Regions from separate parts of the Homo sapiens genome. Here region 2 is linked to region 1. A link is an interaction called in ENCODE POLR2A ChIA-PET data of the cell type or tissue named here. Cell type or tissue: PC-3. All regions are shown on one strand. Each heading gives the region's core, and the rest is flanking DNA. Links, peaks and the distances in the headings are about the cores only.

Region 1 (7,853 bases), core at 1,243-5,242:
CTCTATGAGCACGAATGTTAGGGATGGCTACTAATGAGCAATGCAGGCCCCTGGAGGGTAAGCTGATTCTGAGAACCCTGAGTGGTGCTGACCGCACATGGGGCAGGGCCTCTGTGGCCCTGACTCCTGGGCAGGAGCCCCAAGCTGGGAGCATAGCATGTGGGGTGGAGGTGGGGCTGTCTGTTCCTGTCACTCCTTTTTGACCAAGGCCTCTCAGATACCCCTGATGGCGCGTGTGCTTGGAGGGAAGGAAAGGGAGGCCTTGCTAGGCTGCGGGCATGGCTCCAGCTTGGCGTGCATGTGTGTGTGAGTGTGTCTCTGTGTATGCACTTGGGTCCATTTGTCTTATTTACCAGTTATTGAGGATGGTTATTGAGGGCAAGAAAGAAAAGAGGCAAAGAAGTCACATAGTGTTTTCCCGTACTTGGCCATAGACTCAATCTTTTTCTTTTCTTTGATTGAGACAAATGCCAGGATGTTGGTAAATTTCGTGCCTATATTGGGGGAACATCCCTCAGCCAAACACCCAAGGAGGGCTGTAATGAGCCGTGAGTGGAGGGCTGCTTGCTGGAGAGGGAGGGCTTCTGAAGGGGCCATGTTTACTCCTCCTGGCTTAGGGCCTGGGATGTCCCCCGTTAGTGTCACTGTGGCTGTGACCACACTGATAAGAATTCAGGCATAAAAGTTCACTCTGAGGTTCCTGATATTAACACCACCAAGGACACATTTTATTGCTTTTCTCTCCGAGGACATCACATGTTGAAATATTTTGTTCATCCAATTGCATGTTAGAACTAAAGTCACCTTCCGGGACCTCCAAAAACTGGAAATTAATTATAATCTATTTAATTTTGCTGAAAGGTTTTTGAATTTTAAAACACCAAGTAATTTTTTTCTTTTTATGTTAATCAAAAACATATAAAGAATTCTAGGAAGTTGAAGTAATAGCATCTGGATTAATCTGAATCTCCCAACATATCCTCCAAAAATCAGTAGACAACAACAGGAAGGTCAGACGAGGTGATGTGAAGCCCAACCCTCAGCACATGTAGGAGATGGAGAATTCACAAACTTTAAGCTGCTGGAGAGTGGAGCAATGAACACCAAATCTCAGCAAGCCATTTCCCATGTCCGGGTCTCAAGACAATGGAAAGCAAGGGCGGTATGGGAAAAAGGGAATGGAGGAGAGGAGAGTCCGCCTAGTGGTGGGTCTGAGACTGACCCAAGATTACTGCCCACAGGAGAGGCTCCTACGCCAAAAATACAAAGTGACCTGTCTCCAAGGGCATCACTTCTAGGGCAGAAGCTAAAAGGAAGGAAGATTCTTTGGAAGACAGGGCATAAGTGGGAAGCTTTAGGACTCTGAAGGGCAAGAGAGAAGCAAAAAACATTCGCATAACCCTTCGCCCATGCCCCTCCAAAACAAGCCACCCATTAAAGAAACCACACTTTCCTACGCTGACAGAGAGGGGCCCTTAACTAGTAGTCTTGTAACCCATCCCATAAAATGAATAGGCAGAGCAAACTAAATATATATAAACCTAGTTTAACAACGAGAACCTCTCAGTGCATCAAACTCTTCCTCCCCCAAATGATCACAAAGCAGAAGACAACAGTCACGTTACACTCAAAATTCAGTGAGATCTCATCAAACAAACATTTCAGGATAGAAAATATCATCTTCAATCAGAAATTAAAAAGCTTAAACCAGAAAGACAAAAATAGAAAGAAATAAAGAGAGTTGATTGATCTCAGGAAAGAAAATGAAAAAGACAAAATGATCTCAGGAATAAAAAATACATTCCCAGTTGCACAAGGGATAATAGACAGAAATGAAAATTTAAGAAGAAGCATTGAAGGAAGGCAGGAGAGTAGCTAAAAAATACAAATAAGCTAAAGAAAGAAGAAAAAAGTTCAGAGAGAAAGCAACTGAAATGGAAGAAGCAGACAATATATGTAATTGAAGACCATGAAGAAGAAAAACAAAATGCTGGAACAAAGTTTATATATCAAACTACTACATTGCAAGAAAACCTTTTGGAATTATGAGGAAACTGAAATCTCAATACTGAAGGGGGCCACTGAGTACCTGGATAAACCAAAAATCATCAACTCTGAGACGTATCCCAGTGAAACTATTAGAATTTAAAGATAAAGAAAAAAATCCTGGCAGGGTGCGGTGGCTCAACCTGTAATCCCAGCACTTTGGGAGGCTGAGGCGGGTGGATCACCTGAGGTCAGGAGTTCAAGACCAGCCTGGCCAACATGATGATACCCTGTCTCTACTAAAAATACATAAAACCAGCCGGGCATGGTGGCAGATGCCTGTAATCCCAGCTACTCAGGAGGCTGAGGCAGGAGAATCCCTTGAACCTGGGAGGCAGAGGTTGCAGTGAGTCAAGATCGTACCACTTCACTCCAGCCTGGGCAACAAGAGTGAAAACTCCATCTCAAAATAAAATAAAATAAAATAACCTTCAAGGACAAGAGAATAAGACTGGTATCAGATTTCCCAAAAACAACGTACACGTATGTCAACAACTAAGCAGTATTTTCCAACAGAGTCATGGAAAATATGTACAAAATATTTTATATCAAGTGAAGCTATGCTTAAAGTATGAAGGTTATAGAAAAAGAGTTTTAAACAAACAAAAATATAGAGAATTCTCTGTGAGCCTCTCTTGAGGAATCAACTACAGGATGAACTTCATTCAACCAACATCTGAATGGGAAAACTTCAACAGAAGTATTTATAATAAGCACTTAATAGTCATTTGTAGATCCATGAATAAAAATAATTCAGAACAAGGGTGGAGGAATAGTATTTTATATGTTGTATGTTATATGCCATGTGTCATATATTCTGTGAATAATAAGAAATATGTATCTGTTGATCTTTGCCCCCAGTTCCTGAGACCAAACTCCTACTAAAACCCTTGTAGACAGATGCTGAGATAATCTTTTGTTCTAATATTTGGCTTCGATCTTGGATCCTGACACAGAGCTGCTGAATCATTTGGAATTTCCTGGGCAGTAGGAGCGTCTTTTGTTCCAATGAGGTGACTCTTGGTGGACTCCTGGATTGGGGATCGTCATCAGAAAGGCCACACCGTAATGAGAAGCTTGGAACGTTCACCTCCATCTTTCAACCTCCGGGAAAAGGAGAGGAGCTGGTTATCGAGTTAATTGTTGATCACACCTACATGATGGGTGAAGCCTCCATAAAACACCTGAACTATGGGGTTTAGAGAGCTTCAGGGTTGAACACATCTGTGTGCTGGGAGGGTGGTGCACCCCAACTCCCTGATGACAGGAGCTCCTGCACTCACGACCCTTCCAGACCTCACCCTATTGCGCCTCTTTACCTGAATTTCATCTCTGTCCTTTGTCACATCCTCTATTAATCTCATAAGCTTGTAAATGTGTTTCTCTGAGTTCTGTGAGCCTTCCTAGCAAATTAACCAAACCCAAAGAGTGGGTCATGGGAACCCCAATTTATAGCCAATCAGTAAGACATATAGGTGACAACCTACTACTTGGAATTAGTGTCTGAAATGGGTGCAGTCTTGTGGGTCTGAGCCCTTAACCTGTGCGATCTGACTCTAAATCCAGGTAGGTGGTGTCAGAATGGAGTTGAATCATAGGACACCCAGCCAGTGTCTCTGGAGAATTGCTTAGTGTGTGGGGAATGCACTTCTCACCCCATTTTAGTGACCAGAGCTGTTCTGTGTTGTGTTGGCTGTGTGAGAAAAGAAAAAGTGCTTATTTTTCCGGTAGGGAAATAATGCAACTAAAAGTGGGAGGAGAAGGGAGCAGAAAAGGAAAAAGCAGAACAATATCATTGACTGTGACACCAGCAGTTGGTGGATACCATTAAAAACCAGCAAGCCACAGCAATTGTGGTCAATCTCGTGGATGAGTGTTCAAGAGTACAACAGACACATTTCAGTATAGTATTAAATAATTTATTGAAAACAATTAAAAGCCACGTGGTAAAAGATAAAAATAAACTAACAAGGGACTAGTGGCATTTAAAACGTTGTGAGTACAAATATAACTACTAGAGCACAACTTTTTTTTTTAACAAGTATTTTAAATTCAGGGGTACATGTGCAAGGTTGTTGAATAGGTAAACTTGAGTCATGAGGGTTTGTTGTACAGATGATTTCATCACCCAGGTATTAAGCCTAGTAACCATTAGTTATTTTTCCGGATCCTCTCCCTCCTCCCACCCTCCGCCCTCAGGTAGGGCCCAGTGTCTGTTGTTCCCTTCTATGTGTCCATGTGTTCTCATCATTTAGCTCCCTCTTATAAGTGAAAACGTGCAGTATTTGGTTTTCTGTTTCTGTGTCAGTTTGCTAAGGATGATGGCCTCCAGCTCAATCCATGTCCCTGCAAAGGATATGATCTCATTCTTTTTATGGCTGCATAGTATTCCATGGTGTAAATATACCACATTTTCTTTATCTAGTCTATTACTGATGGGCATTTGGATTGATTCCATGTCTTTGCGATTGTGAATAGTGCTGCAATGAACATACATGTGCATGTGTCTTTATAATAGAATAATTTATATTCATTTGGGTATAGACCCAGTAATGGGATTGCTTGGTCGAATGGTAGTTCTGTCTTTAGGTCTCTGAGGAATCACCACACTGTCTTCCACAATGGTTGAACTAATTTAAACTCCCACAAACGGTGTATAAGCATTCCTTTTTCTCTGCAACATTGCCAGAATCTGTTACTTTTTGACTTTTAGTAATAGCCATTTTGACTGGCCTTAGATGGTTTCTCCTTGTAGTTTTGATTTGCATTTCTCTAACCATCAGTGATGTTGAGATTTTTTCATATGATTGGGCTGGCTGCATGTATGTCTTCTTTTGAAAAGTGTCGGTAGAACAACACTTGAAACCTTCCTAAATCCCAAAAGAAATTGTTTTAAAAACTAAAAGAGCAAAATAAACTCATCACAAAGAAGAAGAAACACAGCACTTTCAACACAATGTGGTAATTTTAACATAAAGTAGTATGACGGAGCTGAGACCAAACGCTGACTTCTGGCCTCCAGAACTGTGAGAGAATAAACGTCGGCTGCCTAAACCATCCATTTTGGGGTACTTTGCTACAGGAGCCCTAGAAAACTAATACAATAACTCACAATCAATAAATCAATACCTCCATTCAAAAAGTAACCAAACAGATAAACTACTAGCTAACTTAGAAAAAAAGAGGGGGTAGAAAGCATAAATAAATAAACTAAGAAACGGCAACAAGGAAATAACTTGACATGAAAGAAGTTTAATAAGCATTAGATCACTTACAGGCTGAGTTGAAAGGGATAATTTCCTTAAAAAATAGAGTTTACCAAAATTGATCCTATTAGAGACAGAAAGTTATCAAGGAACTCTTACACAAAAAAGGCATCAGACCCGTATGGTCTTATAGGATAATTCTACCAAAGTTTCAAAGACCAGGTATTCCCAATGCTTTTTTTTTTTTTTTCCGCCCATTTTAGAGATGGAATTTTAGAGATGGAATTTTTAGTAAATGATACTGAGACAACTGGTTAACCACTTGAAAAAAGATAAAAATTAGATCCACACCTCATACCACACACAAAGATAAACAAGGTCTTGAAGGTACAAACTTAGGTTTGAGCAAATATTAAGCTTGCTCTTGGATAGGGCAACTCAGCAATATAAAGATGTTAGTCCTCTCTATTTTAATTTATACATTTAACACAATCCCAAGAAACTTTTAAAACCCTGACAAGTTGATATTAAAGCTTATATGCTAAATAAACATGACTGGATGTGGTGGCTCATGCCTTTAATCCCAGACCTTGGAGAAGCCAAGGTAGGAGGATTACTTGAGGCCAAGAGTTCTAGTCCAGCCTGGGAAACATAGCAAGATTCCAGCTGATACGGTTGGCTCTGTGTCCCCACCCAAATCTCATCTTGAATTGTACTCCCATAATTCCCACGTGTTGTGGGAGGGACCCGGTGGGAGATAATTTGAATCATGGAGGCTGTTTTTCCCATACTGTTCTTGTGGTAGTGACTAAGTCTCATGAGATCTGATGGGTTTATCAGGGTATTTTTTTGCATCTTCTTCATTTTCTCTTGCTGCTGCCATGTAAGAAGTGCCTTTCACCTCCCGCCATGATTCTGAGGCCTCCCAAGCCGTGTGGAACCCTAAGTTCAATTAAACCTCTTTTTCTTCCCAGTTTCTGGTATGTGTTTATTAACAGCATGAAAATGGACTAATACACCATCTCTGTAAAAAATAAAAAATAAAAATAAAAATTAGCCAGGTGTGGTGCTGCACACCTGTAGTCACTGCAACTCGGGAGGCTGAGGTCAGAGGATCACTTCAGCCCAGGAGTTCATGGCTGCAGTGAACTATGATTGCGCCGCTGCTCTCCACCCTGGGCAACACAGCAAAACACTGTCTCTAAAACAAGCAAATAAATATGCAGGGATAGCCAAAACATATATATGAGGGAGGCTAGCCCTATCAGACATTGAAACATACTATAAAGCCTCAACAATTGAAACTCTCATATTGTTGCACGAGTAGGCAGAAAGACCTATTGAACAGAACACACACACCAGAAATAGACCAAACTACATATGAAAATTTAGTATATGATAAAGGTGGCATCTTAAATCACTTGTGGCAGAGATGGAATTTTTAGTAAATGATACTGAGACAACTGGTTAACCACTTGGAAAAAGATAAAAATTAGATCCATACCTCATACCACACACAAAGATAAATAAGGTCAGGAGTCCAAATGTAAAAACTGAAACCACACAAGAGCTAGAAGAAAACATTGATGAATTTCTCTGTAACTTATTACCTGGATGTAGGGAAAAGCTTTCTATGTCTCAAAATCTAAATGAAATGAAAGAAAAGATTGATAAGTTCAACGACATAAAAATGAAAATAACTTTTGCATATCAAAAGAAAATGAAGATCTGGGAAAAAAATTTGCAGCATATATAAGAAAAGTCTAATATTCCTAATATATATATCTGAGAGAAAAATGGGCAAATACATGAACAAATAATTAACAAAAATATGTTAAAATGTTCCTTAAATATATGAAAAAAGACTCAACATCACTGTTAATAAGAGGACAAATTAAAACTAATTAAAATATATTATTTCTCGGGCTGGGTGCCGTGGCTCATGCCTGTAATCCCAGCACTTTGGGATGCTAAGGCGGATGAATCACAAAGTCAGGAGATCGAGACCATCCTGGCTAACACGGTGAAACCCCGTCTCTACTAAAACTACAAAAAAATTAGCCTAGCGTGGTGGCGTGTGCCTGTAGTCCCAACTACTTTGAAGGCTGAGGCAGGAGGATTGCTTGAACCCAGGAGGCCGAGGTTGCAGTGAGCCAAGGTTGCACCACTGCACTCCAGCCTGGGTGACAGCGAGACTCCATCTCAAAAAAAAAAAAAAAAGAAGAAATATATTATTTCTCACATATTTATTAGATCTGCAAAGGTAAAAAGTATAAAAGCACACTGTTAGCAGGGCTGTGGGGCTGAAGGATTTTCTTCCAAACTGACTCATGTGGCTGTCAGCAGGCTTCAGTTTTTTGTGTGTATTACTCCATTCCTCATCATGCCCCTCAGGATCCTCCAGAGGACTGGTTACAATATAGCAGCTTGTTACCAGCAGCTTGAAAATTGAGGGAGGGATGGAGAGAGATTGAGAGAGAGGGGAATTGGTAAATGTAATACAATGTTAACTTTTGAGGAATCTGGGTTAAGTGTATATGAGAATTCTTTGTTCTATTCTTGCCATTTTTCAGCAGTCTGAAATTTACTTCACGTTGTTAT
Region 2 (7,853 bases), core at 2,375-6,374, 870 kb after region 1:
CCTTACTGGCATTTTCTCCCTAAGACCACTCAGGCATACAGACTAGAGATTTACAAAGGATTTTGCACCTTTCACGTTAAACAGATATTCGGATGGAAAACACAAGAAATTACAAAAACACAGTTCTATCTACGGGATTTGTAACCAGAGAAAAGACAACATTCTGCCCTCCTCTGCTCATGAAAAATATAAGTAATTCTCTAACCAATTAATTTCAGTCAAGTCACTAAGAAGCTAAGTATTTTTCCTTTTAATTTACTATTTCAGAGGGCTGTAAAATAGCAGTAAGTACACTGCACTTCTGGGCTGTGCCAATCTTACAATTGTTTTAACATCAAAATGAGAAACTGTACCAAATTCTTAAGCCATACTTGAAAATTATAACATGCGCTTTGGACCCAACAGACAGGGACAAGAAAACAGGCTTTGGGCCCAGGGAAATGAGCACTTTTGGATCTAAAATCAGCTGTAGCCACTGTCCATGGGACATCCTGAAATGTGTTGAGGCCTCAGTTCCATAAACCCTAAAATACCAGTGCTGTCATCTTCACCTAATAGGATCACATTGGAGAAGTATATAAATGATATGTAAAGGACCTAGCACCTAGGTGGCATGCAATTGTCACATTTCCTTTTTCCTTATTTCTAGGAAACCAGGAGAAATGGTAGCAAATTTATGAATCAAGATCACAAATGGAAGAAAAACTGGGGCTGAGGAAAACCATACCCTTTGGGGTTTGTAGACATAAAGGAAAAATACAAGGCAAGGTTATTGCTCAAGGCTATTCTGTAGTCATAGGGCTCCAACAATAACAGCAGCTATTCTGGACTGGGCACTGTGTTTTACACAGGATGACCAAGGAAGTAGAATTCATACCCTTTTCACAGATGAAGGACTAGAGAAGCTATGTGATTCTCACAGTGAGGAAATAGCACAGCCACCTTGAGAACTCAAGTTTAATGAGGCTATTATAACCTTCAGAACTCACCCAGGGACACAGGGATTGAAAAAAATTCATATTATTTGATCTCTGAAGTAAACCCATGAATGAGAATGCCACCGATTGACCCTATTTGCAGATAAGGAAGTGAGTTCACCGAAGTTAACAACTTCACCCTTCAGATGACAGTAAGCAGCAGTGCTGGCCCTTGAACGCAGTTCTTCCAACCCTAAACTTTTCTTTTTCCCATGCTGCCCATGATTTCCCAACTGTTCTGAGAAGCTGAGGCATTTAGGTCATATGTGCTGGTCCTAGCAGACCCCTCTGTAAGTCCCAATTTCCCACCTCTTTTTGTATCCGTACTCTTTACCATGTGACCCTGCAGCCTCACATACCAAGGAGTGAGGACTATTTCCCCACCCTTGATTCTAGGCTGGCCTTGTAACTGGCTTTGGCCAGGAGAAGAGGTGGAAGTGACAACGTACTCTTCCCAAGCATTAGCCCAGAAGTCTTGGTTCACTTCTGCTCTCTCTTTGGAATGAGAGATCACATGTACGAGAGTCCAACTGTCCCAGCTGAGGACATCCTAGACCAGCCTACAGAAGGACAGCAGCAAAATTTCAAGAAAGCTCAGCCAAGATCACCGAGGAGAGACACATATACACAAAGTATACCGAGCCCAACTTAGGTCAGCAGAGGCACCCATAGAACATGAAGAATAGTAAATGGTGGTTGTTTTAGGTCACTAAGTTTTAGTAAATGGTGGTTGTTTTAGGTCACTAAGTTTTGAGGTGCTTTGTTACACAGCAATAGCTAACCAATATACCTTGTTTGCCAATTTGGATAGCCTTTTTAAAAATATGTTCACATAAAACTTTATTTAACCAAAAGATTTGTACACATTTCTACCTATGTAAAATTTGCTTAGCCAAAAGATTTTGATGCTTTAAAAAAATAAATTTTATGCCAGGTGGGGTGTCCCATGCCTGTAACCCCAACACTTTGGGAGGCTGAGGCAGGAGGATGGCTTGAGGCGAGGAGCTTGAGACTAGTCTGGGCAACATAACGAGAAGTCATCTCTTCAAAAAAAATTTTTGTGAAGTAGCCAGGAATAGTGCCGCATGCTGCTTGGGAGTCCCAGCTACTCTGGAGGCTGAGGTGGATCACTTGAGCCTGAGATGTCAAGGCTGCAATGAACTATAATCGTACCACTGCACTCCAGCTGGGGTGACAGAGCAAGACCTTGTCTCAAAAAAAAAAAAAAAAAGTAAATGAAACATGCACACACAAAAGGTACATTTGGAGCACTGATGCAAATGATGAGATTTGAAACTAATTTACTTTCTGCCACCACCCAAAAAGGTTTAATGCATTTATAATGATACATAAAATACAGCAAAATAAATTAAAATGATGTGAGAAGTGACTAAGAATCAGGCCAGCAAAAAGACCCAGAAACAAGCATCGACTGCATAGATGAATGCTCTGGCAGTTTGCTGCTTTTCGTCCAGGTACTATCTACTCTTCAACTGGTAACAGAACCTATTTATTTTTATTTTTTTCTTGGAGCCCAATCACAGGAGTGAGTTGTACCATGAGGGAAGAGAATTTCTCTTTCCACTAGGCTTGGAGCCAGAGGGATTTAGCCTGTAACTCCTTAGAAACATCACATAGAGAGAAAAGATGCTTAGCAAGGAAGACTTGGAATCCCGTGCCCACCTTTGGCCTTCTCTGTTACCTGTTACAAGAGCCAAAAAATTCCCTGTTTGATGCAGGCCAGCTTTGACTGAGGTTTTCAGTTCAATATAAAAGTTCCAGCTACTACAAAACATGCATTTGAATCTGGCTTTCTAACAGCCGACAGAAAAAAGAAAGTTGATGGGTTATATTGCTCACTGTGTCCACGAGAAGAATCTGACTGCACAGGAGAATCACACCTTTCCCTGAACCGGAAAGAAATCTCTCCAGAAGGTCATCATACGGATTTTATATGACATAATACAACATCACTTAATATCTTCCTAGCAGCCACAACACTACATTTGAAATGCTTTTTCTTAGAGCACACTTCAATACAGGAGGATGGCATCAAAGTAAAGCATAAATCAGGAAAACACTACTCTGTGTATGTATGGGGAGGGAGACATAATATGGTACATGTACCCCACGTTCGGATGACATGGTTGGGTTGGGAGTGGAGACGACTTTACCTCCCAAAGTCTCCGTTGATTCTCTCAGCCAAGCTTTTATTTGTAAATGGGGGGCAATAAGTTTGAGAATATCATACCCTCTCAGCACACTATTTAGCACATACTTAGTGCTCAATATATGGTTATCACTTATGACTATCAATGCTAAGCCCCTGAAATAAGGCTTACGTATATTATCAATATTTAAGAAGAAAGCCACAGGCCTTAACAGTCTAGTTGCTGAAGAGCCTTTGGCGTCACCTGTGAATGGTAGCTACATTCTCAAGTACAGAGAGAAAGAGTGAACTTCGCTTATGCTAAGTGCATAGCTTAGCAGATGAAGCCTATGGCAAATGTTCAAAGCATCTAAAATCTTGCAGACAGCCCTTCAACACCCACTTCTTGTTAGCAAGCAACCTCATGCTGTATCAGGCACTCTCTCAGATGGGACCCAGTGCTCTAGACATGTCTCCCATGCTCACCTATCAAAAATGACCCAATGATCCAAGTCTCATTCTCTTTTGCTGTGCCATCTGACAAACTAATCTGAACTAAGACATAAGCTGATGACAATCCTCATACTCTTTAAGATATTGGAGAGATCCTTGAATCAAATGTCATTTTACAAGGGAGAATCTAAAGATGTCAACTTATCGAGGTGACAGCTAGTTAGAGATGTCATATTTAAGATAACTTAATGAGCCACCTCTCCTAGAGACGACATTTTGACAAAGACCTTTCTTCCTTGGCCAAAATGATGAGCTAGTGGAAATTTCAAGTGCTTTAACAGACCAATATGCCCATTTTGAGGTTTGTGAGACTTTTTAAAACTACTGCAATCAAAGCACCAAGCTTTTGGTCCATCCTTATGGGGCACCTAAGACAAATCATTCCACAACGTTCACATGTTTCAATGAACATGAAGTAAAGGACTAAGTGCTGGAAAATAATCTTCCCAAAATACTTTGCAGATCATCTTGTCTCATGATCTTCCCTGAATGAGTCATCTCAAAATGCAGCTCAAATTGGCAAATTTAGAGATCTAAAATCATCTGTGTTCTGATTACTCCAAAATGTCTTTATTCTTTCACTATATTCTAAACATTCCAGAGTGATGCCACATTTACTAGAGGTCACCAAGTTGCAAGATATATACGAAGCAGATAAGTTTCTATAATGTAATTGTTTCATAACTCATTTTCTCTTCTAATGCTGAAAAGCCTCTGCTTTATAAAAGAAATGCTCTCTGGCCAATTATAGTTTGCTATGTAAAAATTCATGTATTAATAGTAATCCTCAGATGCTTTCTTAACACTCCTCATAGTAGATGTGATAAATTCAATACAAAGGCAGGGTCTCTGAGTCACTGTTACTTTCCTTCCAGTAGCTCTTCAACTTTAAAGAAGATCAAAATCATATGAGGTATTTCTTTCCAGTTTCTGACTCTGTAGGTCTGGTGGGGCCAGGAATCTGCATTTTTAACAAGTGCTTCAGGTGACTGTAATGCAGGTATCCAGGATGCAGGGCCTTCCATGGCACCGAGCAGTGCTGGCTTTTCATGATGCCAATTTTAACATGATTATTTTGCTAATTTCAGGGGGCTTTTTTCTTTTCAAACATAATGTTGGCCCTGTTTATAAAATCTAGACATACATAACCACATACACATACTTCTATGTCACTTATACAACCTCCCAGCACCACAACTATCAAAGCCTTGGACCCAGAAAGGGGATGTGTTAGTCTGAATCATGTGAAATTGCCAATATTCAACACTTTTTCACTTATGAAAGCACAGGGTTCCTATGCTTAAATCTGTAATCTGCATGAGGATGGGGGAACAGACTGATGGACCCGTCTTATTCTGACCACTAATTACACATGAAGCCCTATCACCCCAGGGGCCCCTGACATCACAGCATTGGTTCTCTGATTTAGTCTTTGCAATAACTCTGCAAGGAGGCTGGGCATTAGCAGCTCACGCCTGTAATCCCAGCACTTTGGGAGGCTGAGGTGGGAGGATCACTTGAACCCAGGTGTTTTGAGACCAGCCAAGGCAACAAAGCAAGACCTCTGTCTCTTAAAAAAAAAAAAAAAATTGGCCAGGCGCTGTGGCTCACGCCTGTAATCCCAGCACTTTGGGAGGCCAAGGTGGGCGGATCACGAGGTCAGGAGATCGAGACCATCCTGGCTAACACAGTGAAACCCCATCTCTACTAAAAATACAAAAAATTAGCCGGGCATGGTGGCGGGCGCCTATAGCCCCAGCTACTCGGGAGGCTGAGGCAGGAGAATGGCATGAACCTGGGAGGTGGAGCTTGCAGTGAGCCAAGATCACGCCATTGTACTCCAGCCTGGGCGACAGAGCAAGACTCCGTCTCAAAAAAAAAAAAAAAAAAAAATTAATTAGCCAGGCATGGTGATGCACCTATGCTCCCAACTACTCAGGAGGCTGAGGTGGGAGGATCGCTCGAGCCCAGGAGTTCAAGGCTGCAGTGAGCTATGATCATGCCACTTGCACTACAGCCTGGGTGACAAGAGTGAGACCCTGTCTAAAAATCATCATTATCATCATCATCATCATAATCATCATCATCATCCTGCAGGGTATTTTAAAATGAAATAACACACCCAAGGTCTCATGGCTACTTAGAGGTAGAAGGAGAACTCAATGCCAGGAAGACCTGATCCAACCAGAGGCTACTACTGCCCTTCTTTCAACAGCTCAGGGATCCCCATGGCTGATGTCACAGCCTCAGACCCCCACTGTGTCCTGTCCCTCTCTGACAAAGCATGCTGCACTCCAAACATACCAAGCATTCTCAACCAGCTGTCTCACAGGGGCCCCTGCCTACTGAGCAAGATTAGAAAGAAAAGCAGAGGCTCTTTAAAAAGTCACACATTTGGGATGAAAATGATGACAGACAGAGAGACGAGGGAGAACCTCCCTCACACACACACACACAGAACACAATGCCAATGAGAGCCAATGACCTGAACTCATGGTGGAAATTTTACACCACATTTGGTGTTCAAGACTTCAGAAGTTGAGGAAGTAGAAAACACAGTTTATGAGGTTGTTGTCAAAGTAGCCTCTTTTTATTAAGTTTTATCACTTGAGAGTATGATACACTGAATGAAAAAGGAACGAGAACATGCCTGCTGTAATGAAGATGAGCCTGATGTTATCATGATGCTGTCTGAGCTCTGTGTAGGTATAATTCATTTCATTCTATATCAGAAATAAAAGGCAGCAGAGATAATATATATTATTCCCTGTCATGGAATCTTCTTTCTGGTGATACCATGGTTCCTTTAATATACCAGTGACTAAATCAAATCCCCCTAGAGTACAGTCATGATAAATCTACTGCATAGTAAATTTCATTTTTTAGTGATCAGTATTATATCAAAATGCTACTTTATAGCAATAACTGATTTATACATTTTTATTATACACAATAAAACTACAGTCTTACTTTTATATATTTAATTAACAAAAGGTAATACTTTTTCCTTTAAATTTAGCAACTGTGTCTCTATACACCTATAAATTGCTAATGGCACCAGGCACTAAACACACAGCCTGGTTCTATTGTTAAGGTTATTGGAGATACCTAAGTCAAACTTGATAGGAAGTAGGAAAAAAAAAACAGCCTTAAGCATAAGTTATTTGATTTTTTTCTTCTCCAAGGGAGCTTCTTTAAATTGTTTCTTCATTCATTCAACAAATATTTATTGAGTGACTACTACATGCTAAAATTGTTAAGTAATCTGGTTTTACACATTATGAGTATGTTAAAAGGAATGCTTTAAACCACCTTATAATTGTATATCTAGATGGAACATCACACTGAGTCCATTTTAAGTTCATTTTAAGCATGTGCTTATTACATGATGTAAAGTACCTCAAGCTACTCAAACAGAGAAGAGAGAACAAATAGTATCCATCAAAAACAGGCTGGGCCAGGCAGAGTGGCTGACATCTGTAAACCCAGCACTTTGGGAGGCTGAAGACTACTTGAGCCCAGAAGTTTAAGACTAGCCTGGGCAATGTACCAAAACCCCATCTCTATCAATTTTTTTCTTTAATTAGCCGTGCATGGTGGCTTGTGCCTATGGACCCAGCTGCTCAGGAGGCTGAGGTGGGAGGACTGCTTGAGCCCAGGAAGTCGAAGCTACATTGAGCCATGATCAGTGATCCTGCCACTGCACTCCAGCCTGGATGACAGAGCAAGACGCCTTGAGAAAAAAAAATCAAAAAAACACAGACTATACAAAGGGTGTGGTCCAATTCCTTCTCACCCTCTGTCAAAGCCTACCTGTTACCTGTGAGCCCATTTTGATTCCATAGCTAGAAGCCAGGGAAAAGTAATGGGGCCTCAGACTCCCAGAGTAACCCACACTAATATGCACTCTTCTCATTGTATGCAATAAATCTGCTTTCTGCATATTGAATAGAAAGAGAGATTAAAATGAATATTCACCCATCTGAAAAACTGATGCTCTATAAGCTTTTATGCTTTGCAGCCCATAAAAAGTAAATGCTTTGCTTCTGCTTTGGCTGGTGCATGTTGAAATAAATCATTCTGTTAAACAGTGGCCTTTTCTTCAGAGGGAGATGCTAAAACCTTATCAGTTTTGACAAGTCTCTGACTCCTCTCCTCTCATTCATCTCTCCTGTATGTCCTGCAATCCTTGCTCTTTTAGCTTGCAAGGTCAT

Evidence for each region. Peaks named below come from ENCODE experiments on the same cell type or tissue, not always from the same donor. Only the 100,000 strongest peaks of a DNase experiment are listed, where the experiment ranks them.
Region 2: POLR2A ChIA-PET joins it to region 1 with 19 read pairs; 1 of 35 experiments calls an interaction of 5 or more read pairs at or near these places.

Annotation. Positions count from the first base shown.
Region 1 is chr18:8,443,459-8,451,311 of GRCh38, reverse strand. No RefSeq gene overlaps it. Among named protein-coding and RNA genes, the nearest start is that of RAB12, 160 kb to the left of the region's middle. In PC-3, for the core only: no CTCF peak of the experiment used is centred there; DNase peaks (open chromatin) are centred at 3,021 and 4,181; H3K4me3 peaks cover 308 bases; H3K27ac peaks cover 2,311 bases.
Region 2 is chr18:7,576,012-7,583,864 of GRCh38, reverse strand. The region is part of intron 1 of PTPRM (protein tyrosine phosphatase receptor type M); the gene reads right to left. Among named protein-coding and RNA genes, the nearest start is that of PTPRM, 13 kb to the right of the region's middle. RefSeq lists an enhancer at 5,412-6,168. In PC-3, for the core only: no CTCF peak of the experiment used is centred there; no DNase peak of the experiment used is centred there; H3K27ac peaks cover 554 bases.